Linked DNA regions of Homo sapiens: regions 1, 2 and 4 are each linked to region 3. The links are chromatin contacts, found by Hi-C or POLR2A ChIA-PET in ENCODE. All regions are on one chromosome and are shown on one strand. The core of a region is the stretch at or near the end of the contact, and the rest is flanking DNA. Distances in the headings are between cores, read along the strand shown.

What was found. A loop is a pair of places that touch in the nucleus more often than their neighbours do. ChIA-PET counts read pairs that join two places held with the same protein, here RNA polymerase II (POLR2A). Pooled maps may share reads with other maps.
Region 1: a loop to region 3 is called in a map of naive thymus-derived CD4-positive, alpha-beta T cell, with 18 times the contacts of the local background. The contact joins the promoter of OCIAD2 here to the promoter of GUF1 in region 3. A Hi-C loop is called at or near these places in 1 of 168 maps with a recorded cell type or tissue (naive thymus-derived CD4-positive, alpha-beta T cell) and 5 of 50 pooled maps. POLR2A ChIA-PET finds 5 or more read pairs at or near these places in 1 of 52 experiments (CD4-positive, alpha-beta T cell).
Region 2: a pooled map shows a loop between it and region 3 (18-fold over the local background). The contact joins the promoter of FRYL here to the promoter of GUF1 in region 3. A Hi-C loop is called at or near these places in 7 of 50 pooled maps.
Region 4: a pooled map shows a loop between it and region 3 (26-fold over the local background). The contact joins the promoter of OCIAD1 here to the promoter of GUF1 in region 3. A Hi-C loop is called at or near these places in 7 of 50 pooled maps.

Annotation. Positions count from the first base shown.
Region 1 is chr4:48,903,221-48,909,631 of GRCh38, reverse strand. It overlaps OCIAD2 (OCIA domain containing 2), which reads left to right and starts at 2,858. Exons shown (of 7, transcript NM_001014446.3): 1 at 2,858-2,974; 2 at 5,021-5,148. The coding sequence starts at 5,083. RefSeq lists an enhancer at 2,551-2,630 and a silencer at 2,921-3,180.
Region 2 is chr4:48,778,916-48,785,111 of GRCh38, reverse strand. It overlaps FRYL (FRY like transcription coactivator), which reads left to right and starts at 4,833. Exons shown (of 64, transcript NM_015030.2): 1 at 4,833-5,034. RefSeq lists silencers at 4,788-4,897, 4,988-5,867.
Region 3 is chr4:44,676,044-44,681,840 of GRCh38, reverse strand. GUF1 (GTP binding elongation factor GUF1) reads right to left here and starts at 3,421. Exons shown (of 17, transcript NM_021927.3): 1 at 3,054-3,421; 2 at 1,289-1,400; 3 at 999-1,147; 4 at 638-718. The coding sequence starts at 3,218. RefSeq lists a silencer at 3,083-3,242 and an enhancer at 3,314-4,202.
Region 4 is chr4:48,827,191-48,833,419 of GRCh38, reverse strand. OCIAD1 (OCIA domain containing 1) reads right to left here and starts at 2,332. Exons shown (of 9, transcript NM_017830.4): 1 at 2,171-2,332; 2 at 738-800; 3 at 1-19. The coding sequence starts at 795. RefSeq lists enhancers at 1,416-1,978, 1,979-2,542, 2,385-2,764.

The DNA.
Region 1 (6,411 bases), core at 1,609-4,108, 4.2 Mb before region 3:
ATTTTGGATCAGGTCATGATCCGGAGGCCCTGCAGGATGCAGAAGCAAAGCCTAAGAAAGGCTCTGTTGAGGGCCATAGACTTCTACGGCAATGTATATTTATTATAATTCTTTGGGAATTGATATATCCTTTGTGGAAAAGACTCATGTCTTTTTCTATTATCTTTGAAAGTGCTAGAACAATACATGGACACATCAGATTTGCCCAACAAATACCAATTGGTCATAACCGATGCACGTTACATATGATGACTTCTTGCTATTTAAGGTAGTCAATGGCCTATTTGGTGGAAAGTAGAGATGAGGGTGGGGGCCTGGACTGCACTCCAGCCTGAGCAACATAACAAGACTCCCATCTCTAAAAAGAAAAAAAAATAATAAGGTCATGGGAGACCAGAAGCGCAGCTGTCACATATGCATAACAGGTATAACATCTTGCATACCATAGCAAGATGTTAAAGGACAAATGCCACTTAGGTTATGTGTCCATTACACTGACTTCAGTGTAATGGAGGGTTGTTCATTTAAATCACAAAACCTGTTCTGTTCAAACCAGCTGATTTTTTCTGATTTCTGGTAATGCAATGTGAAATTAGCAATAGAATTATATTCCCTTTAATTTGGAGGTGGAAAAAGGAGTGAAAAGGAAATAAGACACACTTTGGTGGGGAGAAAACCAGTGAATCCATGGAGGAATGTGGTCTGGAGGATCTACTAGGGAAATGAACCATCCAAAACAACAGTATCTTGACAGTCATTGAACCTAGGCTCACTTATTCATTCATTCATTCATTCATTCATTCAACAAATATTTATTGAGCCCCTTCTATATCCAAGATGCTACACAATGGTGAACAAAACTGACACCATCTTGTTCTGAACCTCATGAAGATTACTCTGCAGCAGGGAAAATATGCTTTATATAAATGAACACACTAATAAGTACATAATGAGTTGTGATAAGTGCTATGAAGGAAAACAATAGTGTCCTGTGCTATGAAAAAGAAGAAAGGCCTGCCTTAGGCTGGGGTCAAGGAAGATTTTCCTGAGGAACAGTCAAAAAGAAGGAGTAGGAAAAAGCCAGGACAGGACCAATCGGGAGAGGCTGCAGGCAGGGGAGGGCCTCCAGTGGAAAAGAGCTGTGTGAATCTGAGAAACAACAAGTTGGAGGTGTGGATCGGGGAGGCGTGAGGAGGAAGCGGCCACAGGTACAGGGACCAATTCGCACAATAGGAAAAGGTGAGAAATGAAGAGGGCCTTCAGTGGAGATCCACAGCCTCTCTCCAAGTCAACACACTCAGTCAGTCCTGGCAGCTCAGCCCAGAAAACTTTGTCAGCCATGGCTGGGGTAACTGTGTCCAGAGGTGTTTGAACAAGAGCCACTCCATCTTGAATAGGGACTGAGTAAAATAAGGCTGAAACCTACTGGGCTGCCTTCCCAGGTGGTTCAGCATTCTTAGTCACAGGATGAGATAGAAGGTTGGCACAAGGTACAGGTCACAAAGACTTTGCTGATGAAACAGGACTCAGTAAAGAAGCCAGCCAAGACCCACCAAAATCAAGATGGTCATGAAAGTGACCTCTGGTCGTCCTCATTACTCATTAAATGCTAATTTTAATGCATTAGCCTGATAAAAGACCCTCCCACCAGGGCCATGACAGTTTACAAGTGCCATGGCAACGTCAGAAAGTTACCCTATATGGTCTAAAAAGTGAAGGAACCCTCAGTTCCGGGAATTGCCCACCCTTTTCCTGGAAAATTCATGAATAATCCACCCCTTGTTTAGCATAGAATCAAGAAATAACTACCAGTATAATTAGCTAAGCAGCCCACACAGCTGCTCTGCCAGTGGAGTAGCCATTCTTTTTTGTTGTTGTTCTTCTTGTTTTTTGTTTTTTTTTTGTTTTTTTTTTTTTTGAGACAGAGTCTGGCTCTGTCGCCCAAGCTGGAGTGCAGTGGCGCAATCTCGGCTCACTGCAACCTCTGCCTCCGGAGTTCAAGCGATTCTCCTGCCTCAGCCTCCCGAGTAGCTGGGATTACAGGCATAGAGCACCATGCCTGGCTAACTTTTCGTATTTTTAGTAGAGAGAGTGTTTCACCATGTTGGCCAGGCTGGTCTGAACTCCTGAGCTCAAGTGATCTGCCTGCCTTTGCCTCCCAAAGTGTTGGGATTATGGGCGTGAGCCACCGCACCCGGCCTGTTTTCTATACTTCCTTAATAAACTTGCTCTCACTCTACGGACTCACCCCGAATTCTTTCTTGCGAGAAGTCCAAGAACCCTCGCTTGGGGTCTGGATCGGGACCCCTCTCCGGTAACAAGTGATATCGGTATTAAAGGTACCCCCACATGTCAAAGGCTTCCCTCCACAAGTCAGAGTTGGGGAGGGACAGGAGGCAGCAGGGGACCGACAAAGAGCAATGGAAAGAGAAGGCCTGGGAGCCAAGCAGGCCTGGGGTTGACTCCAGGCTCCCTTAGTGGCCTGCACAACTCAGATGACCCGTCTGTGAAGTGCAGGTCACAGTGGGCACCACACACGGCTGCAGAAAGGAGTGCAAAGGTGATGCCCACGCCTGGCCTAGGGCGGGGGCGCAATACATGGCTGTTGCGGCTGTGATTGCTGGAGGAAGGGAGTCATTTGGAAGGCACAAAGGAACTAGAACCTACTCGGTGTCGGGACAAGCCTCAAGGATGGGGCAGGGGTTCCGGCAAGAGCTGGGTTCCAGCCTGGGTTGCCACCAACAGCGAAAGTGACTGCCAGGTGGCAGTAGGGTGACTTCACCAGCTTAAGTGCTTAGCGGGCAGGCGAGGGGGCGGAGCAAGAGAAGAAAACACAAAGGGCCGGAAGGAAGCCGGGGAGACAGGTGGGGTACTCGGGAAGCTGGAGCGGGCCGGCGGTGCAGTCACGGGGGAGCGAGGCCTGCTGGGCTTGGCAACGAGGGACTCGGCCTCGGAGGCGACCCAGACCACACAGGTGAGCCCCCGCCCCGGGGAGTGTTGACGGCGGGAGGGGGTGGCCTCGGGGGAACGCGGCGCCGCAGGGCAGTCCTTCGAAGGCCGCGCGGTGCAGCGGTGGCCGCCCCCCACTCTCCCCTAACTCGGACCCCGGCGGCCCCGGCACGGGCGAGGGGCTGGGGAGCTTGGGGTGGCGCTGGCTGCTTCTGGCCAGGGATGGCAGCGGACTCCAGTAGGCTGACTCCCGGCTTCCCCGACCGCATCAGAAAGTGCAGTGTCCCCCGTCCGCCGTCCAGCCCTGCAGGCGCCCCCCTCCAAGCCATCCTAAGAAGCACCCCCGCCCCCCATGCTGGGGCGCGCCCTCCTCCGCACATTCGTCGGTCAGCACCCACGAACCCACGGGTCCCTTCCCCACCACTGAGGAAACAGAGGGTCCCCGGACCACCCCAGCGTGGGGGGTGGGAGCTACACCTGCAAGGCAAGACCCTCGGAAGGCTTGCTTTTAGGTGCAGACTGAGGACTAAGTGGGTGCCAGGGGACCTGGCCACCGAAGCTGAGAGGTATATTTGCCTCCCAATATAGGGCAGCGGCCTAATGGCTAAGCAAAGATAATCTAATTTGGCGTGGTCAGCAAAGACTTCCTGGGAGTGCTCAGGAAATGGAAGGTGTGCAGGGGCTTTATGGACGTATCCCTCATCCTCATCCTCATCCTAGTCTTCATTCCTGCAAGAGCCCCTCACCATTGTTGTGTCCATTATGCCCAATTAACAGTGGAGAAAGCTGAGGCAGAGACGGATTAAGTCATTTGCACCAAAGGGATCGCAGGGGTAAAGAGTCACGATTTGAACTCTGGTCTCTCTGACCCCAGTACTTTCCCGTGCAGGGCACCGTGCTGCCCCTGTAATCACATTAGACACCTGTGATGAAACTTGGTGCGAGTACGGGTCCCCTTGGCTCAAATGCCTCAAAGTTTAGTAACTGATGTAGGAAACAGAATTGTATATAAGAGGTTCATTTTGCAGAAGAAAAGCAGAGGTAGAGGTAGAGTTCAGGGCTGCAGAATGCAGTGGCCACTGGGGGCAGGAGGAGGCTCAAAGTCCACCTGGATTATGTCCATCATTGCCAAATCCAGGGTCCACTTTTCTAAGCCATGTGATGGTGTTGATGATTCACTCCCTCCTTCAGAAATTCCCTCCCCTCTGTATCAGCTATTCCTTCTCAGTCATTTCCTTGGCCTGCTTTTTTTTTTTTAATCTTTCTTCTCTTTTCGATATTCCCTTGGGCTCAGTGTTCATATTCTCCAGTACTGTTTTTAGACACATTTATTAAAGTTCCCTGCTTTAACTCTCATCTCTATGATGGCAGCTCCCAACTTCATCTCTCTAGCCTACCCCTGTTCTGGAACTCTAGACCCAAATCGTCAAATATTAACAGTGGCTAATTCCACTGTTTGCCCCCACAGGCACCCAAATCCAACATTTCCAAACCCAAATTTAGCATCTCTATCAAAGATGCTAAATTCCCACCAGGGTCTTTGTTCACGTCCCTGTAACTCCTTGTCTGGACTAGTGTACCACCTTCCAACCTGGTCCTCCTGCCCCAGAGTCCATCTACCCTCCACAGATCCTCCTGAAAGCTTAGGAGTCCTAGTTCCTTTGTGACATGACTAGATGGAATGGACCCTGCTTTCTTTTCTTCCTTAGCATCCCATGCATACTTTTCATGTTGTGTAACTGTTGACTTGTCTATCTCCCCTTTTGGACTGTGAATTCCTTCACAGCGGTGATCTTGTCTTATCCTTCTTCATATCCCCTGGCCTGGCACATAATCGACACTCAGTGCACAGTGTGGTATTTCCACTCTATTCTAAATCTGATCTGTCCCCATTAGTGAGTGCATGTATGTGTGCTGGTGGAAGAGGAGCACTGGAAGTTGAGTTTGCAGATGGACTAATGACAAAAGGAAAAACACATTTTCCAAATAACTCCAGTGGATCCTCAGGATGCTTTTAAGCTTGATGCAAACATTTAGTCATGGCATAGTGATTCTCTTCTACCTTCCTTAGACACTGGGTCAAGGAGTAAGCAGAGGATAAACAACTGGAAGGAGAGCAAGCACAAAGTCATCATGGCTTCAGCGTCTGCTCGTGGAAACCAAGATAAAGATGCCCATTTTCCACCACCAAGCAAGCAGGTATACTTTTATATTTATTGATCGATTCATTGATTGAGACACGATCTCACACTGTCACCCAGACTGGAGTGCAGTGGTGCAGTCATGGCTCACTGCAGTCTCGAACTGCTGGATTAAGTGATCCTCCTACTTGAGCTTCTCACTTAACTGGGATGACAGGTGCAGGCCCACATGCCTGGCTAATTTTTTTTGTGGTTAGACATGAGGTCTCACTATATTGCCCAAGCTGGTCTCAAACACCTGGCCTCAATTAATCCTCCTATCTAGGCCTGCCAAAGTGCTGGGATTACAGGCGTGAGCCACCATGCCTGGTCAGGTATACTTTTAATTGCAGGACCTGCCATCTGAAAAAATATATATCATAGGATTTTTATTAAATTTCAACTTTAACCAGTCATCTTATTTTTTTCAGTCTGGCACTTTGTTGGATGGGCTTAGGGAAAATAGGATGGGGAAGGAAAGTGTGTTTTCAGCTGCTTTGAAAAGAAGCTGAAATTTAAAATTTAAAATTTAAAATTTTATTTACAAAACTCTTTCTTGGCTGGGCGCGGTGGCTCACGCCTGTAATCCCAGCACTTTGGGAGGCCGAGGCGGGTGGATCACGAGGTCAAGAGATCGAGACCATCCTGGCCAACATAGTGAAATCCCATCTCTACTAAAAATACAAAAAAATAGCCGGGCATGGTGGCTGGTGCCTGTAGTCCCAGCTACTCAGGAGGCTGAGGCAGGAGAATGGCATGAACCCAGGAGGCGGAGCTTGCAGTGAGCCGAGATCAGGCCGCTGCACTCCAGCCTGGCAACAGAGCGAGACTCTGTCTCAAAAAAAAGAAAAAAAAAAAAAAAAAAAACCCTTTCTTTACTCTTTCCTGTTTGTAATCCAGCCTTACTAACTCTTAGATGAACTGTCAGTGACTGAAGAGGTTTCTGATAGCAGAGCAAAACTCTTAATAGACTCTAACAGAGTGATACATGTTGCTTATTTATTTTTATTTATCCTTTCATTTATTTTTTAGAGATGGGGGTCTCATTATATTGCCCAGGCTGGTCTCAAACTCCTGAGCTCAAATGATCCTCCCACCTCAGCCTCCCAAAGTGCTGAGATTACAGGCAATATTTTGCTTATTTTTTTACATTTATATTACTGTAAGTAATCACACTAATCCTATGCTGCTGACAGGTGTTCCTGTTCAGGGTGGCAGAGTCCTTTATTACTAATTAGCTAGCAGATTGAGAACCCAAGTGTTAACATGGAAACAATTTTTC
Region 2 (6,196 bases), core at 3,584-6,083, 4.1 Mb before region 3:
AACCAGTGATCTTTTACTAATTGATAAGATAGATTTGCAATAAAATATCAAGTAATTAGAATGCTCCTAGAATGGTCTTGTGGTTAATTAGATTTTCACATTGTAGGTTAACTTTTTGGTTTCAGCTGTGCTCATTCAGCTCAATTTGACATGCTGTACTGAAAGCCTCACTTATGCCAGTCATCATACTAAATGATGCCCATGCGATGATACATAATCCTGGCTTTGCTCTGTGAGAACAAACCAGACTAGTACAAGAGACAGGAAAAGAAACATTTAAGTTCTGTATTCAAAGTGATACCTATAACAAAATAGTATATATGTAGTAGAAAAGTAGCACAAAGAATAATTAAGTCAAGGAAGGGAGTGCAACTAGAGAAGACTGCATAAAGAGGGCAATGCTTCTATTGGGCCATCAGTTTGATGGATGGATTGAAGTGTCCTTCAGATGAGCAAAGAGGGGAAAGCTATTCTACACAAAGGGAATGGCATTGAAGCTTGAAAGAACATGATAGTTGATATTGAGAGAGCAGACACTTCCAGTGTCAAACGAGGGAGTGGTCAGGGAAGAAATTTGAGAAGAAGCCTATAGTCAGATTATAAAGAGACTTGTACGTTTTGCTGCGGTGTTTATATTCAGAATGTGCCTAGAGAAATCTCTAAAGGGTTTTAAGCAAGAGATAATTGGAAAGCTTTCTAAAAATGTATTAATATCCACATTCTACCCAGTAGGTGAAATATACTGAACACAATTGAATTTTTTACTGATAATTGCAGACCTTTCAGTGACATACTCAATGAATATCAGTTCTTATTTTACAAAGCAACACATTTAACTTTAGAGAGTGAAGGACTTGGACCTCCTCTGGGAGACCTAGGAGACTGTGGAACTATTTCCTGGAATTTTTTCATTAAATCAAACTACTGTGACTTATTTTCTTTTAACTTATTCTCATCAATATTAATGGGACAGGGGAAATGATTTTGGTTGACAGCTTCCATTAGTTGGATTTTTTTTTTGAAAAAAAAAAAAAAAAAAGACAGGATCTTGCTATGTTGCCCAGGCTGGCCTTGAACTTCTGGGCTCAAAGCAATCTTCCCATCTCAGCCTCCCCACTAGCTGAGATTACAGGTGTGCACCATCACACCATGCTCTGGATTTTTAAAAATTTTACTATAGAAAAATCTCTGGTGAATACATAGTCTCCACGCAAGAGCTTTGAAGGAAATAAAGGGTAAAAACTGTGCCCCTTATAGGTGGAGATTCATGACATACTCTCTGGAGAATGGATACATATTCATCATTTTCTCCCTATTCTTTTTTTTTTTTAGACGGAGTTTCACTCTTGTTGCATAGGCTGGAGTGCAATGGCAACATCTCAGCTCACCGCACCTCCGCCTTCCAGGTTCAAGCGATTCTCCTGCCTCAGCCTCCTGAGTAGCTGGGATTACAGGCACGCGCCACCCCGCCCAGCTAATTTTGTATTTTTAGTAGAGACGGGGTTTCACCATGTTGGTCAGCCTGGTCTCGAACTCCTGAGCTCAAGTGATTTACCTGCCTCGGCCTCCCAGTGCTGGGAATACAGGTGTGAGCCACTGCACTTGGCCCCCATTTTCTCACTATTCTTAACACATAATAGTCGCTATATAAGTGTGTGGTGAACTGGAAAGAATTTCCAATAGGAATGGTAACATAATTTTTCAGAGGAAAAATAATTACTGGTTAAACTATGGAACCTCTTTGAGGGGTACATTTGCATATAAACAGGGAGAATAGTGATCATAACATATTTCACTTTTTTTGTATTTTTTATTTTTGACACGGAGTCTTGCTATGTCATCCAGGCTGGAGTGCAGTGGTGCGATCTCAGCTCACTGCAACCTCCGCCTCCCGAGTTCAAGCCATTCTCCTGCCTCAGCCTCCCGAGTAGCTGGAATTACAGGCATGCGCCACCACGCCCGGCTAATTTTTGTATTTTTAGTAAAGACGAGGTTTCACCATGTTGGCCAGGCTGGTCTTGAACTCCTGACCTGAGGTGATCTGCCTGCCTCGGCCTCACAAAGTGCTGAGATTACTGGCACGGTGTGAGCCATGGTGCCTGGAGGTATTTCACCATTTAAAAGACTTTAACAAACATCTATATACAATAATTTAAAAAGCTTTATTTACATTAGCACATTGGAGAAGGGTGTGTGTGTGTGTGTGTGTGTGTGTGTGTGTGTGTGTGACAGAGTGAGACTCTGTCGCCCAGGCTGGAGTACAGTGGTGCAATCTTGGCTCACTGCAACCTTCGCCTTTCGGGTTCAAGTGATTCTCCTGCCTCAGCCTCCCCAGTAGCTGGGATCACAGGCCTGTGACCATTCCCACCAGCTAATTTTTGTATTTTTTGCAGAGATGGGGTTTCGCCATGTTGCCCAGGCTGGTCTTGAACTCCTGGCCTCAAGTCATCCACCTGCCTTGGCCTCCCAAAGTGCTGGGATTACAGGCGTGAGCCACTGCACCCAGCCGAGAAATATTCTTTTTTTAAAGAGTGGGGATTGGGCTTAGAATGAGAAACTAAGGTAGAGAGATAAAGTCTCTCTGAATGAGAAAGTACAACTTGTAAAATTCTCCAGGGTTAGAACTGGGGCTGTGTTCATCAACACTGAACATTCTTAAGAATAACCTCTACGTTGTAAGCTCCAGGTTTGTAGATTTTTAAAATTCTTCTTTGCTGTGAAATGCCAGTAGGAGTATTAGTACCAGGAAGTTGCATGTGTGGGCTAAAAAGTGATAAATGATCCTATTGTGGGCAAATATGAAATATTTAGAGAAAAGAATAACACAAATTATACTTGAAAGGTGATAATCTCAGCATAGTTGGTTCAATGCAAGTAAGAGAATCTAGAGGTTACTGTAGACTGCCTTCTCTAGTTTATATGCCCAGTCTGCTAGTGCAGCAAAAGAGGGCAGTAACAAGCTGGATATCATAGGGCAGGTGTTTTAGAAAGAACCTGAAAACATCACTTAGACCTTGAACAAAAGCTGCAGGTGTGTACATGCCTGAAACACTGGATATCTTTATCTCCAGAAGATCATACTAGATATCAGTACATAGTATCTTCTTCTTCTTATATTCTAATGTAGAATATTAGAACCCAGAAGCAGTCTCAGAGTTTGAGAGTGGTAAGTGAGTAAACCAGAAGTATTAGTTTAGCTTGGCTGCAGTTTTATTATACAGTAAAATCAGAATAGGCTAAGCATAGGGATTTAGTTATAGGGACTTAATAGGGAGGATGTGTGTATCTGTGAAGGCCATATAAATGCAACCCAGATAGTTCATCGTCTCTTGCCCCCACTAGTGATACCTAAACCACCTTCCTGCAACGTTCCCTTTTGTTTCCTGCTCTTTCATATTTTCGGGAATCCTCATGAAATTTTTCACCTGTATTTGGGGAAAAGTCCTATGAACTACCAACTACTGATGTTTACTTACCCTTCTCTGTCATCATCAAGCCCCTTTTCTAGGGTACTGCTGAGCACTGACACTTCCTTGGCACCATTAGATTATACTGGGGTATCACTGCAAATGTACTAAAGCCCCCGGGGTACACAGTCTTCAAGGTTCATCGGCAAAGAGGGAGAGAACACATAACCATTTTCCCCTAACATTCTTAGATGGGTACCGAAGCTGTACCTGTACTCAATTTTAGTGGAAATAAACCTTTTAGTTCTTACAGCTCCAGTGGGAAACTGGGGAAACTCTAAAGCAGACCCCGCACTAGGCTTCCCCATAATTTCTTCTCTTTTCAATGCGTGAGGTTCTGCTCCATGGTCAAGCTTCTGGTATCAGATTCCCTCTTTCCCTTAGACAGACTCGTTTTCTCCTGAGAGGCATCTCAGTTGTTCAAGTGACCTGGGGTGTTTTTCCTACAGTTCTAGCAAGGGGGAACGAAGTCCTACACTTTGAGGATGGCATAAGGGTACCATCTACTTAATTTTTTCAAAAAAGTAACAGGTCTCGTGGAAACGCGGGAACGTCACAGAGGACGTGACTTAAACGGAACTTGTAATGGAAATGATTTTCTAAATGAACAATTGCGAGACAAGCAAGGAAACCTCCAGGTTTGCAGATAACTTGATTAAAGCTCTTCCGGGTGGCAAAATGCCAGTGCAATCAATGGTATGAGTAGGGCGGACAGTGGATGAAACTTGTTGAGTAAATCTCAGGAGGAATTAGCACTGGACTTTCAGGTATTCTAACTCAATTCTAACCATTCCATTCTCTGGATCATTGGATAAGGTTCCGCAGGATCCGGGCGCCAGCTCTGGATACATTACTGATCGGGAGAAAATTTTGAATTTTTCTCTTGTCCCTTTCCAGCTTTCCTCAATATAGGATATGAGTTTGTCCTCGACCCCTAACAACATTTAAAGGTAAAGTCGCTCCTAGAAGGCAAAGCGGAGAGGACTTTGCGGCTGTGTTTCTCAAGCCCGTAAAGAGAGAGTAATAATGGTAGGGAGCGTGCAGACTAGCTCTTTCCTTGCCCAATCAAGTGTACAGGAAGATGTCCTTTCACCAATAAAAATAAAGTTCGCTTTCCGGAGGCGGGAGGGTGAGCCTTGACTGCCAGGGCTCCAAAGCAACGTTAGAGGCGAGGGCAGAGAATGATTAGAGGGAAGACCAACCCGGGAAAAGGGGCGGGGAGAAGGTAGGAGCAACTTTGAGCGGCGGCTGGCCAGGCCAGTGGAGGGCGAGGACTGCTGTTCCTGTTGTAGTGTTTCTCGCCAATCAGGAAGGCCAGGGGGCGGGCGGGGTAGGGAAGGGGTGGGAAGACCTCGCAGCACAGCCGGGCGCCCGTCGGGCTCTGGGAGAGAGCGAGAGAGAAATCCGGTTAAAATCAGAGTCGGAGGGAGGTTTAACCACAGATCGGTTCCGATCGGATTATTCCTTAAAGGGGACGCGCCATTGTCAAGAGAACGGAGCCAGGGGCCCGAGGGCGGGGACCGGCGGCGCTGGAGGAGCGAGGCAGCTGTACTAGGACTGGGAACGGGTAGGTGTTGACTGGGGAAAGGCGCTTCATTTTACTTTCTCTTCCAGCCCCGGGGCAGGCGCCGGGATGCCCGCCGCCGGCAGCCCAGCCTGGGCGGGAGACGAGGTCGTCGGCCCTCGCCAGCTGTCCTTCCTGGTGGGCGCCGAGGGAAGGCGGTCCAGGATGGCTGGCAAGCGGCGCGGCGCGGCCCGGGCCGGCGCTCGTAACGGACACCAAACCGCGGCGCAACCCCAGCCTCAACCGAAAGCCCGCCCGAGCTCCGGCGGTTCCGCCGGCAGCGCCGCGCGCCCGTCTCTCCCGCACGTCCCCTTCCCCTCCAGTGCCTGGCTCTTCTCGCGCGCGCCCGGGTACCCCTCGCGCGCCGCCTTCTCGCGCGTCCTGCTCTGGTCGCGCGCCGCCTCGCCACCGACTCGCGGGAGCCGCCCCGCGGGAAGGAAGGCGGTGGCAGAGGTGGAGGAAGACCGGCGACCACGGCTCCGCCGCCTCGGCTGGGAAGGGAGGGCTGAGGAGCAAACTTAGCGCGGCGGCTGGCGGGCCCCGGCGGGCAGGGCTGGCGGGGACCGGCGGAGCGCGCCAGCCCAGCCGGGCATTGTCCGCCTTTTCCCTTGCTCTGGTCTCTCCGCCCACTGCTCGCGGTCCTGGGGAGGGGTGCGGGCGCTGTGCCCGCGCAGCCCCGGGCCGTTGGCGTACCCCGGGACCCGGAGTCTTCCGGAGCCGGAGCCAGCCCTGCGGACACCGCGGCCACCGCCCGCGAGCTGACTCGGCCTGTAGATTGCCTGCTGCTCTCAGCCTCGGCACCGGGCAGGGTGCCTGGGCGCTGAGCTCTTCTTTGCAACTTTTATTTGCCGTTTGATGGAAGTTGTTGCTTCCGGGCGGCAGGTTCTTTGGGCACAGCCTGGTTTCCTGCGTTCTGGAGAGGCTGGTTTCTAGGGCGAAATGATTTATTGCTGCCGGTCTTTCCTGCCATCCTAGTTTAGTTCCTCGCCACCTAAAATCGCATTTTTGTGGATTTGCAATGATATGGGAGCATTAATCTTTCCTAGGCCAAGATTTGAAAAGAAAAAAAAGGGGGTGGGGGTTAGGGTGTGTGCTGGTGAGGAGCAAGAGTTCTTAGTAGAGCTGAGTTTGCCCTTACCTTTGAACTGCGGAAAATATTACTTCG
Region 3 (5,797 bases), core at 2,172-4,671:
ACTGCCTACATAAGGTAGAGATTGACTTTCCTTGATGGGATCAGGAAAGGCTTAACGGCTTAACACAACACGGTCACCACCACCACTAAAAAAAAGTTGGGTTTTGAATGAAGAGTTTGTGAGAAACATGTAACAAAAGTTTATATTCACAGCTCTTACATGGTCATCTGCTGAGTGTCTTTACGGCTTACACAACAAAAGAGCTTAGTAATGTTACTGATTTTTTAAAAACCTAATACTTCCAAATTATTGCCTTAAAATCACCTAAAATGATCTGAAAACTAATGATTTATTCTTAAGATCTGCTAAAAATGGATATAGAAACCTCAGATTAAGAACTGCTAAAGTTGGTGGGGTTTTTTTGGTAAGATGCATTGACAATATGATGTCACACTTCAAAAAAATACAACAATCTTTTGAACAATTCCAATTTAAAAACTAGTCAATTCCAGAGAATGCTTTATTGTAATAATATTTCAGATTAACAGGATGAAACCATATGATTTTCAGTAAGTAACAGATTAAATCTATTTTTCAAACACAAAAATTCTATTTCCAAAACACATTTTAAAGAAAAACTCTTGAAACAACCAAATAGTCATGTCATATCACATCATACAAAATGAAAAATACCTACCTCATTTGCATCAACCACAAGTAAAACACCCTGGCAAGCAGAAAGTGACCTGGATACTTCATAACTAAAATCAACATGGCCCTGAGAAACAAAAATATTGATACCTGTAAATGTGAGTTAATTTTTTAGGAAAGAGCATTATGGCAAATTTATTGACTTTACTTGATAAAAGCTGTTAAATATTCGTTTCTTTTTTGTAGCCTGCACTTTTGAAACAACTGACACTAACATAAGAACACTGAGAAAACAAAAAGCAAAGGCAGATGTTTAATACTCAGTTCAAAAATTAAACAAGGATCTGTTTGCACTACTGACACAATGTTGACTTTAACAATACATGCAAAATTAATATTAAACTTACCGGTGTATCAATGAGATTTAAAAGGTACTGCTTTCCTTCACAATTGTAAAAGAGAGATGCTGTCTGTGCTTTAACAGTGATTCCTCTTTCTCGTTCCACTTGCAATTTATCAAGAACCTGCTTATTATTCTTTGTTTTATCAATTGTCCCTATAAACAGAAACACTTATTGATATTTCTCTGGGCTTTAAAAAAAAAAGAGAATATTACTTATAAAATTAAAATTTAAGAGTAAAAGTAATTCCCAATAACTCGCAGCCATCAGTTAAGTATGTAACATAAATGAAATACCTGTAAGTTCTAGGAGCCTGTCAGCTAAAGTACTTTTGCCATGATCCACGTGTGCAACAATACTGAAATTTCTAATATTTTCAACAGGAAACCTAGACATGTCAAGTTTTTCCTAGAAAGGGGAAATACCACATTTAGGAGTATAAATTTGGCATACTATCAAACAAGTATACCAATTCAAAGAATATTCTTTTAATCGTTGAACAATATCATTTCTAGCATTTATATTGTTTATATTATTATTCTAAGAAAAAGACATGTATGGCTAAGTTCATATTACAAGGAACATCAGTTTAATAGCCAAAGGTAACTATACAGCTAAATCATAATCCCTTAACATTTCTACACAATTTTTAGGGCCAATCAGGAACTGAATTTATTATCGTGAATGGAGAACATGAGACACCTAGAACTTCTAAAGGCCTGAGAATACCTTGTCTAGTAAAACTTTTGAGGCAATGGAGCTACAGAAAAGCTGAAAGAAGATAAATTTTCTGCTCCTATCACACATTTAATCAGGAATCAGATTTATTTAAAAATCTGTGTCTCTAATGGAGCCTCAAAATTTTATTTTAAATACAATTTTGCTACTTTGCAGCTTCTCTGGTGAGAAAGAAAAAAAGATGACATCCAACAAAAGACTTATCACTTAAAACTTAAAAATATTTTAAAATGGAACTCCTGGTTTTTCGTGTACACATCTTCTTTAACGTTTTACTGAAACACATCACAAATTGCTAGAAATTGTTATCAAGCAAAATATACCAGTTTTTTGTACTCTATTTTTTTCCAATCAACTGCATATTTCACAATCAGCAAAACCATGAAATTACAATGAAATATAAAATTCACGTGAGCTTTGTTTTTTAATAGCCCCATAAAGACAGATAATAAAAGCACAATTATAGCTGAAAGTCTGCCGAAAAAAAACTAATTCTGATGTTTGCCCTGTAGATTTTCTTTCCCTTCAGTTCAAAAGGTATAGAGAATTGCACCATCTTTATACTTCGAATTGCAATATAAATCCATTTTTAAAAACACAGGCATATTAGGGCCAAAGTTGATTAATTTAAGGTTTTGTCTTTCTGCCTACTTATAGCTTGCCTTCAGTCACTTCACTTTTCTGACTAAAATGTATCCATTCACAATTATCAGAGTTGTTGAACCTCCCACCCTCTCCCACCAGAGTCAAAATTACACAGGTTTGCTCTGGCTGAGGTAGAATGAAATAAAACTACAAAGACAGACCGAGAACTTCCTGCATTCTAGGTATTAGTCTAAAAAAGTCCACTTCTCACATCACACAAATCTCACAAATTAGCCACTGGATGTTTGATCAGTTCTGCATTCAACAAATGAAGTAGGAGAGTGACAATGTAGTAACTTGCCCAGGCCACATAGCTACTTAATTTGCAGGAAAATGGACGTTATATTAATATTTACTAGCAACTTGCTTAGTAGGCTTTTTAGAATTAAATAGATGAATAAACGCAAAGCACTTCGACCAGTGGCTCGCGTAAACAAATCAACATTTGACATTGAAAATGAGAAAACCTACAAAGTTAGTGACTTGCCCAAGGTCACACTAGTGAGGAGTGGAGGGTCGGGAACCTGAGCAGTGCTCACACTCTCCGCTCTGCCTCCCTGTACCAAGTTGCAAGCAGGGTTCAGAGCTAGTCCCAGAAAGCCCTATACATGTCCAAGATCGCATGGGGCACTCCAACGTTTGAAAACTTGGCTAAATCAGATTCCAGGGGGCAGTCACCTTGAATTCTGCGGAGCTGTAGAGCCTGTCGGTAGCCCAGGACTCTGGAGCAGCCCCAAGGGTCGGCGCGGACCGGGGCCCCGGGGCCACCAGAAGCGCGGCCCCAGTGGCTCGTGGCGCGAGAGCGCGTGCGCACCCCCAGCCCCGACCCACGAGGGTCCACATGACCCGGGCGGCGGAGGCGTCAGGAGAGGGTACCCACACGCAACAGCAGCATAGCCCGTTTTTTTTCGAAGGTACCCCCCGTAGGATCCGGTGGACAGGACTCAAACAGATCCTGTGAAGCGAAGACAATGAACCCCGGGGAGCTCTGCCCAAGTACCAGATCCGGAAGCAACCCGAAGCGGCGGCGCAGCTTGCCGACGTCTGCACGCCGCACGCTGTCGTGACATCAGCGCGTCTTGGCGCCGGGTAGTGGAGTGGTCACGTGAGTGGAGGCTTTCGATTGACTCCCTAAAACGCAGGGTGTAGACAGAGTACATATTAGCTTATATTGTCTGCTGAGTGCTGTGCCAATTCCTTTGCATTGTCTCTTTCTTACTACTGCCCTGTGGTGTGTGTACTGTCAGTTCCCCCAAACTACCTCTGGAAATCCGGACCGAGTGACTTGCCCAGGAGCTCACAGGTGGGGAGCTGTGGAGCCTGGAGTGCCGCCCAGGCAGTCTGATTCCCGAACCAGGAGCCGAGGTCTTAGTCCAGGGACTTAAAGATGCTATTATTAGCACAACGTTGAGACTTAGCCTTCTACCTAATGGCAAAATAATAATGGCACTTTTAAAATCTGGAGGTCGAAATGTATTCCCCATGTTGTCAGTGACAGAGCTAATCTTGAAGTGCATCTGAAAGGAAACGGGCCATAACATTGATTGCAATACTGAATCCAGGAAGGTTTTGGCAAGAAGTAAAGGTGGGAAAAAGTTCCATGCTGGACCCCCAATGTTTCCATCGTCATCAAGTTACCACTTCATGGAATGAGCTCTGACGAAGTAAGAATGGGGGATAAAACAGGTGATAGGAGGATTGCATCCAGTGTTTGTCTCCCACTATTTCTCTTGCGCTTTTCTGGAATATCCAGAATTTGGTGCGAAGGAGGGAGATGACAGCTGTGTTCAGTTCATCATTGTGACTGAAGACAGAATCATTCGTATTGTTTCCAGAGCCTTTGAAAGTTTCTTCATTTGGAGGATTTCTTAGGATCAAGAATTCTGTACCAGACTCAGTTCTTTCTTGGATTTTTTTTTCCCCCCTGAGATGGTGTCTCGCTCTGTCGCCCAGGCTGGAGTACAGTAGCGCTATCTCGGCTCACTGCAACCTCCGCCTCCTGGGCTCAAGCGATTCTCCTGCCTCAGTCTCCTGAGTAGCTGGGATTACAGGCGCGCGCCAGCAATCATGGCTAATTTTTGTATTTTTAGTAGAGACGGGGTTTCACCATGTTGGTCACGCTGATCTCGAACTCCTGACCTCGTGATCTGCCCACCTCGGCCTCCCAAAGTGTTGCGATTACAGGCGTGAGCCACCGCGCCTGGCCCTTTCTTGGAACTTTTATGAATTAAAACAGTACTTGATAGACGACTAATTCTGTCACACTTGTAAGAGAATGAATTTAACAACTATCTTGAAGTAAACACAATAATTTATATTCAATGTTGCCCAGACTTCCATAATTTGCACAATTACCCTCATTAATTTTCACCATATCCTGTCAAAGATAAAGGCAGACACCAGTTAAAGTGGTGAAGACAGATTTTTATTATAGTGATATACTAATGCAATCGGGAATAAGATCCAGAATGAACTAAACTACAATTTGTCCAGAGGCGACTGTATTTTAAAAGGAGAATGCGGGAGTAGGGAAAGAGAACAACTGGGCTTGATCAAAGTCAGGGAAACGGAAATTTACAAAAAACAATGGCGGAAGAATGGTCCATTTGAAATCCATCTGGGTTGTAAACTGTTGCTTATGGAAATAAGGCTCCTACCCTTCCCGCAGACACTAGGAAATGAGTGCTACTTTCACATGTTGGCTGGAACAAATAAATTATTTTGTCAGTCTTGAGCTTTCTCAGACAGAAATTTAAGGGGGCTTCATCTTAGAGATGCAGCCTTGAGCTGTTATAAACTATATGAGTTTGTTCAAGTCTTTTAATGTGTGGGCAAACCGGTAGGGGAAGGATGTGGATGAAATCATTTGTGCTGAGGGTCTGTAGTTTTTATAGGCAAGTTTGAGGCTTTGCTGATAAGAGGGCTTAGAAGAGTCAGGCTAGAGTTTGGTCAAGAATCTTTGTCAATCCTCATACCGATATTATGTACTTTATATTTTTCTTTAACTTACCTTTATATGTAAATGAATTCTTTTTAAAAGAAAACGTAGATACCATTAATGGAGAAAGCATGATGAGCTGTCATAAGAGTAACAGTAAATATAACTGTAGTGAATAAAAAATGTGATTCAATTGTAGGTTTGGTCTGTCTGGATTACAAAAGGGAGATTAGCAGATATTAGAAAAGAATTTAAAAATATTAGCCTCAAACTGAGATTTTTCTCTTTGACCTAGCAAGAAGCATTTAAATAGGGTTGAAAGAAAAACTTTATCTGAATAACACAGTATCCTTGATACCATGTCTGTATCTATCTTGGTGCCTCCACAGGAATTTGTCCCACACTTTAGAAAACTGCAGTATCTTATAAGGCTGACATTATGTTTCCCAGCCTACAAATGGAAAAACATATTTGTTAGAAAAAT
Region 4 (6,229 bases), core at 1,083-3,582, 4.2 Mb before region 3:
ATGTAATCAGGCCCTATGTCTTTTTACCAGGGAAAATCAGAAAACATTAAATTATCCATAATAAAACTAGGTCTGAAAAATTATCTTAGCCTAAACATTAACAAGAGGCACCCATTTTTTAAACTCAAATAATAAAACAACTGGCTTATGCACTTTTTTTGTTTTTTGAGACAGTGTTTCACTCTTGTTGCCCAGGCTGGAGTGCAATGGCGCGATCTCGGCTCACTGCAACCTCCACCTCCCGGGGTTCAAGCGATTCTCCTGCCTCAGCCTTCCGAGTAGCTGGGATTACAGGCACCCATCACCACGCCAGGCTAATTTTTTGTATTTTAGTAGATACGGGGTTTCACCATGTTAGCCAGGCTAGTCTCGAACTCCTGACCTCAGGTGTTCCACCCATCTCAGCCTCCCAAAGTGCTGGGATTACAGGCATGAGCCACCGAGCCAGGCCACTTATACACTTTCAACAAACTTTGACTTCAAATAGAATTAATGCTACTATCTGCTAGTCAGGACTGGCTACCTAATGTGCTGGGCCCAGTGCAAAATAAAAACGTGGGACTCCTTATCCAAATGATTATGAATTTCAAGATAACAAGACTAGAACATGAAACCAAGTATGGGGCGCTGTCTGCACATGCCCATGAAGCCAGCCCACCTGCCACTGTTACTCAAGGCAGTGAAAATTCCTTTACATAGGAAGTGCTTCTAATTATAAATACTTAATAGATAGTTACGGGGAATTGGTCTTGGAACCTCTGCATTCGGCTCTCGAAAATCAGCCCTCCCATTCATCTTTCCTGTATCAAAAACATTACATATTAAGTATTAGAAACTATCACTAGATAGGTCAAAGTAAATCAAGACGTATGATATAGTAAAACTACTAGTCTACACAGCAATCAATCAACAAATATTTATTAAACACTACTATATCTTACGTACTCCACATGTAAATAGCTAGATGAAAAAGTAACAGACCTACTGATTAATTTGGAACTCACTATTCAGGTTAAGTCCCTTAATTGAAAAAGCATATGCGTTTTATAAGTTTATAATTTTTTTTACTATCAAGATATCAATAAAATAACAGACATATTTTTTCCTCCTGGAAGTGGGTTCTTTCACATCCTATGTTTTGGTCGTTTCTCGAATCTATGCCCAATGATTAGGATAATTCCCCAAAATAGAAGAGAAAAAAAATTTCAAGTCATTTCTGAGCTTCCATATTAAAAAATGAAATAATCATCAGAAACATTCAACCTCTCCCACAAAGGAGCACTCCAAAATTATGGAATAACAAAGACGACATATCCTTCTCCCTGTGAGGTAAAACTAACAGCAAATTCTGTATCTCCAAATTTCCTTCCACCCCAAGAATATAAGAAAAAAATGCATAAAATTCCAAGAATATACATTTTTTATTTGGTTCTTTTTTTAAAAACTCATATATTGGGACTCAGACCAACAGATCAAGTAACCGTATTTTACAGAACGTTTACGTGGGATCATGATTATTCTCATTTTAAAAACAATTTGCATGGAAACAGGAAATGGCATACACAATGAGGACAGCAACTGAGCCCTTCCATAATTCATTCAGTCAATAAGCCATGAAGGCCTACTACATGCCAACCCCTTAATTAGAGAAAAGAAATAAAAAAGGTCAGCTGAATTCATGGATGGATGGAGCCTGCTGAATAAACTACCTTTACCCTACAACCGTATGAGAAAAAATGAAACCCTCTTATTTCCCATAACGGCATCCTTCCTAGAAACACCAGGAAGACTGTCAGGGCTGACACGGCGCTTAAGACAATACCATTTTAAGTTCTTTACACAAAACAACGCTGGATTAAAGCCTAAGCGGCCTACAACCGCTGATTACCGCACTCCATCCTCCACCCAGTGTCCGTCTCCCACCTGCCGTTACAGACTGAGCAGCAACCCCACACGCATCCGTGACCACGAACTTCCCCAGCTCACACCCCCAGAAGCACTCCGTCGCCTCCCGCAGTCACCGGCACTCAGGAGGCCGAGACCCGAGCGCGATCTGTCCACCCTCACAGGCAGGAAAATGGCGGAAGGTGCGAAAGTCGTGGATGGCCGCAAAGGTGGTGAGGGGATACGCGGAGGGCAACAACGGGGCTGTTTGCGTCACCTCACCCACCTCCCGACGACAGCAGCAGGCGACTGCAAGGAAAACCAAGCGATCAGGGGCAGAAGGCCCGGAGGGTGGACTCGAGAGGGGGCAGGGAGGGAGAAAAGTGCAAGGTACCGCGGGGAGGGGGAGGGGTAGAACAGCCGCAAGAAGTCATCCAGACAGGGGCTCAAAATGACCGCGACCCGGAGGCACTGTATACTTACGGCAGGAAATGACGTCAGACCTCACTGCGGGTCTGAGAGCCAGCAGCCTAGGAATAGACGCATGCGTATACTCGTCCCTTTGCCCTTTCAGGCAGCTGCGGCCACGAGCCGCACTGCGACTGCGCAGGCGACAGCGGCGGACCAAGAACCCTGCCCCGCCCCTTCCCTGGATGGCGGGGAAGGGGGTTGGGAGTAGGCTTGACTTTGGGCTGTTGTGATGCACCTCTCTGGTCTTCTCGTGGCGGCTGGCGGGAACGTTCCGGAACCCTCTGTTGTCCCTCTTTTGAGAGCGACTTTATAAATTATCTCTTTTATGAGATAATTTCATTCTTTGAGCCTGTAGGCTAAGTAGTAGAAAGTAATTTTTAAGCATGCATACCTGGTTATTTGTCACACCCTCTTGATCCAAGTTTCCAACAAGTTCTACAACCTCTGGCAGGGTACCGTGATCTCTCTGAGGCTACGGTTTTTCTCACCTGAAAAGTGGAATTACATATAGGGTTGTTAGAATTAAAACAACACATCACTGTCTATTAATGAGGGGGCTCACGACTTCTACACATCAGACATGGTGCTGCCACACCCAGCCAATCAGCATTTTACTCATTTTCATACATTCCTTCCTGAAGTATTTATTAGTGCCATGTACTGCAAGTTATTAGTGACTAAACAGTGGGCAAATCCAGTCCTACTATTTGTCAACCCCTCAAAGCCTCTCAGGTTTCTCATCTCTTTCTGAGCCCCTTTGCCACTTTATCATTTAACATTTATTCTCCCGAAGACATACTTAAGGGAGACAGTCACGTGAAACGAATCCAACGCTGTGTTTCCTTCCTTGGAGTCTTTTGATAGCTCCAGTCATGCACCGAATATAAGGCCCATCATGGCCTGGTGGTGCCTGTGCCTTTTGAGCGTCACTTTCTTCTATTTCAGGGTTCACTAACAAGAAACAGCCTGGAGGTCTTTGCCCTCAGTGTTCTCTGTGCACTGTTTCCCCAGTACAACTCTACTCCCTGCTTTGTCAATTCTAACGATATTTCAAAATTCTGCTTTTACATCACCACCTTTGTGATGCCTTCCCTGAAATACACCCCAGAGAAGTAATCACTCTTCCTTCTTAGTCCTTAGCTTGTCCATACTGCTGTCACTGCAATGTACTTTTGCACTGAATAGTGATCTTTTTTACTTACGTCTGTCTCTGTTACAGAGCTCCTTTAGGACAGAGATGTTGGCTTGTAAGTCTTTATAGAACCAAATAAATCCCTGAGATAATCAGTATTAGTAACTAATACTCATTTTGTTCCTGGGACAAGCTAATTTACTTCTGGGCCCAGGGCTTGTGCAATTGCTGTTCCCTCTTCTAGACCACTGTTCTTCCAGATGTTCAACGTGGCTTTTTGTCTGAGACTTCAGTTGATGTCACCACATCAGAGAGGCATTCCTTGACCACCCAATTAACATGGCACCCCAGTCACTCTCCATGTTACCTTGCTTATTGTTTTCATAGTATTTGTTATGGTCTAAAACAATGATTTGTTTGTGTATTGTCTCTCTTCACTAAAAAGGTCTATGACAGTAGGAGCCGTATTTGCCTAGCATCAGTGATTGGCACATGATCATATGAAGCCAACAAATATTTCTTAAATGAATTTGTTGAATGCATTTTTATAGGAGAAAAAACAAAAATAAGAAAATTAAAAGACATTCTAGAAGAAACAAAAATAAAAAAATTAGAAGACATTCTAGGTGGTGAGCTTTATGTTAAAGCAAAGTTTTTTGTTGTTTTTTTTTTTAGGACAGGGCCTTGCTCTATTGTCTAGACCGTAGTACAGTGGTGCCATCTCGGCTCACTGCAACCTTCGCCTCCCAGATTCAAGCAATTCTTGTGCCTCAGCCTCCTGAGTAGCTGGGACCACAGGTGTGCACCACCACGCCCAGCTAATTTTTTTATTTGTAGAAGAGACAGAGTTTCACTACTTTACCAGCCTGGTCTCCAATTCCTGGCCTCAAGTGATCTGCCCACTTTGGCCTCCCGAAGTGCTGGGGTTATAGGCATGAGCCACTGCACCAACTTTAAAGCAAAGTCTTTTTCTTTGCTTCCTGACTAGATTGTAAGATTCCAGAATCCAGTTTTATCATATTCTTTATACTTACTGAGCCAGGCCTAACACATAGTGTGTCCTAAATTGGTGGGTTCTTGGTCTCACTGACTTCAAGAATGAAGCTGCGGACCCTCACGGTGAGCGTTACAGTTCTTAAAGATGGTGTGTCCAGACTTTGTTCCTTCTGATGTTCGGACATGCTCGGAGTTTATTCCTTCTGGTGGGTTCGTGGTCTTGCTGGCTTCAGGAGTGAAGCTGCAGACCTTCGCAGTGAGTGTTACAGCTCTTAAGGCGGTGCATCTGGAGTTGTTCATTCCTCCCGTCTGGAGTTGTTAATCCCTCCAGGTGGGTTCATGGTCTCACTGGCCTCAGGAGTGAAGTTGCAGACCTTCACAGTGAGTGTTACAGCTCATAAAGGTGGTGCAGACCCAAAGAGTGAGCAGCAGCAAGATTTATTGCAAAGAGCAAAAGAACAAAGCTTCCACAGTGTGGAAGGGGACCTGAGTGGGTTGCCGCTGCTGGCTCAAGAGGCCTGCTTTTATTCCCTTATCTGGCCCCACACACATCCTGCTGATTGGTCCATTGTACAGAGAGTTGATTGGTCCATTGTACAGAGAGCTGATTGGTCAATTTTGACAGGGTGCTGATTGGTGCATTTACAATCCATGAGCTAGACACAGAGTGCTGATTGGTGCATTTACAATCCTTTAGCTAGACACAAAAGTTCTCCAAGTCCCCACTAGATTAGGTAGACACAGAGCACTGATTGGTGCATTTACAAACCTTGAGCTAGACATAGGGTGCTGATTGGTGCATTTACAAACCTTTCCCTAGACATAAAAGTTCTCCAAGTCCCCACTAGATTAGCCAGACACAGAGCACTGATTGGTGCATTTACAAACCTTTAGGTAGACAAAGAGTGCTGATTGGTGCATTTACAATCCTCTAGTGAGACATAAAAGTTCTCCAAGTCCCCACCAGAGTAGCTAGATACAGAGTGCTGATTGGTGCATCTACAAACCCCGAGCTAGACACAGAGTGCTGATTGGTGCATACACAATCCTCCAGCTAGACATAAAAGTTCTCCAAGTCCCCACCCAACTCTGGAGCCCAGCTGGCTTCACCTAGTGGATCCCATGCCGGGGCTGCAGGTGGAGCTACCCGCCAGTCCCACGCCACGTGCCTGCAATAGCACATGGTAGATTGATAAGTCTATTTTCTGTTGCCCCCTAATTTCTCAGCAATTAATCAATAAATTGAGTTTCTGTTGATAAAAGACTATGAGCTCCTTCTGTGGGAACATATAGGATTCTAAAACATTCAAGTAAACTGTCACTTTGCATTTGTGCTGGCATTTAGAGGTTATTGAGTCTTTTGGTAATTTGGGTAATGCAACAATCAAAGAATTCAAACATAAATTGGGCAAGATCCAAAGACTTGCGGGAAGTCGATACACATTTGCTAGAGATGGGCTGTAGGATTTATTAGCCAACTCAGACTAATGTGTTCTAATCTGGAATGGTGAGATCACCAGAAATCGATCCACCTGGATTAAATTAAATCAACAGTCTTCATGATACCTCCATTGAGTTAAGATCTAATGAAATGTACCATAAGAAATTTCCACTTATTAGACATCACTTAAAAAAATTAATAATAAAGGGATAATTTATACTCATTAATGTATATAAATGAAATCAATGTAGTGAACTTCTACTTCATTTCAGTGTCAATAAAAGATTTATTTTCAAATGAACGCT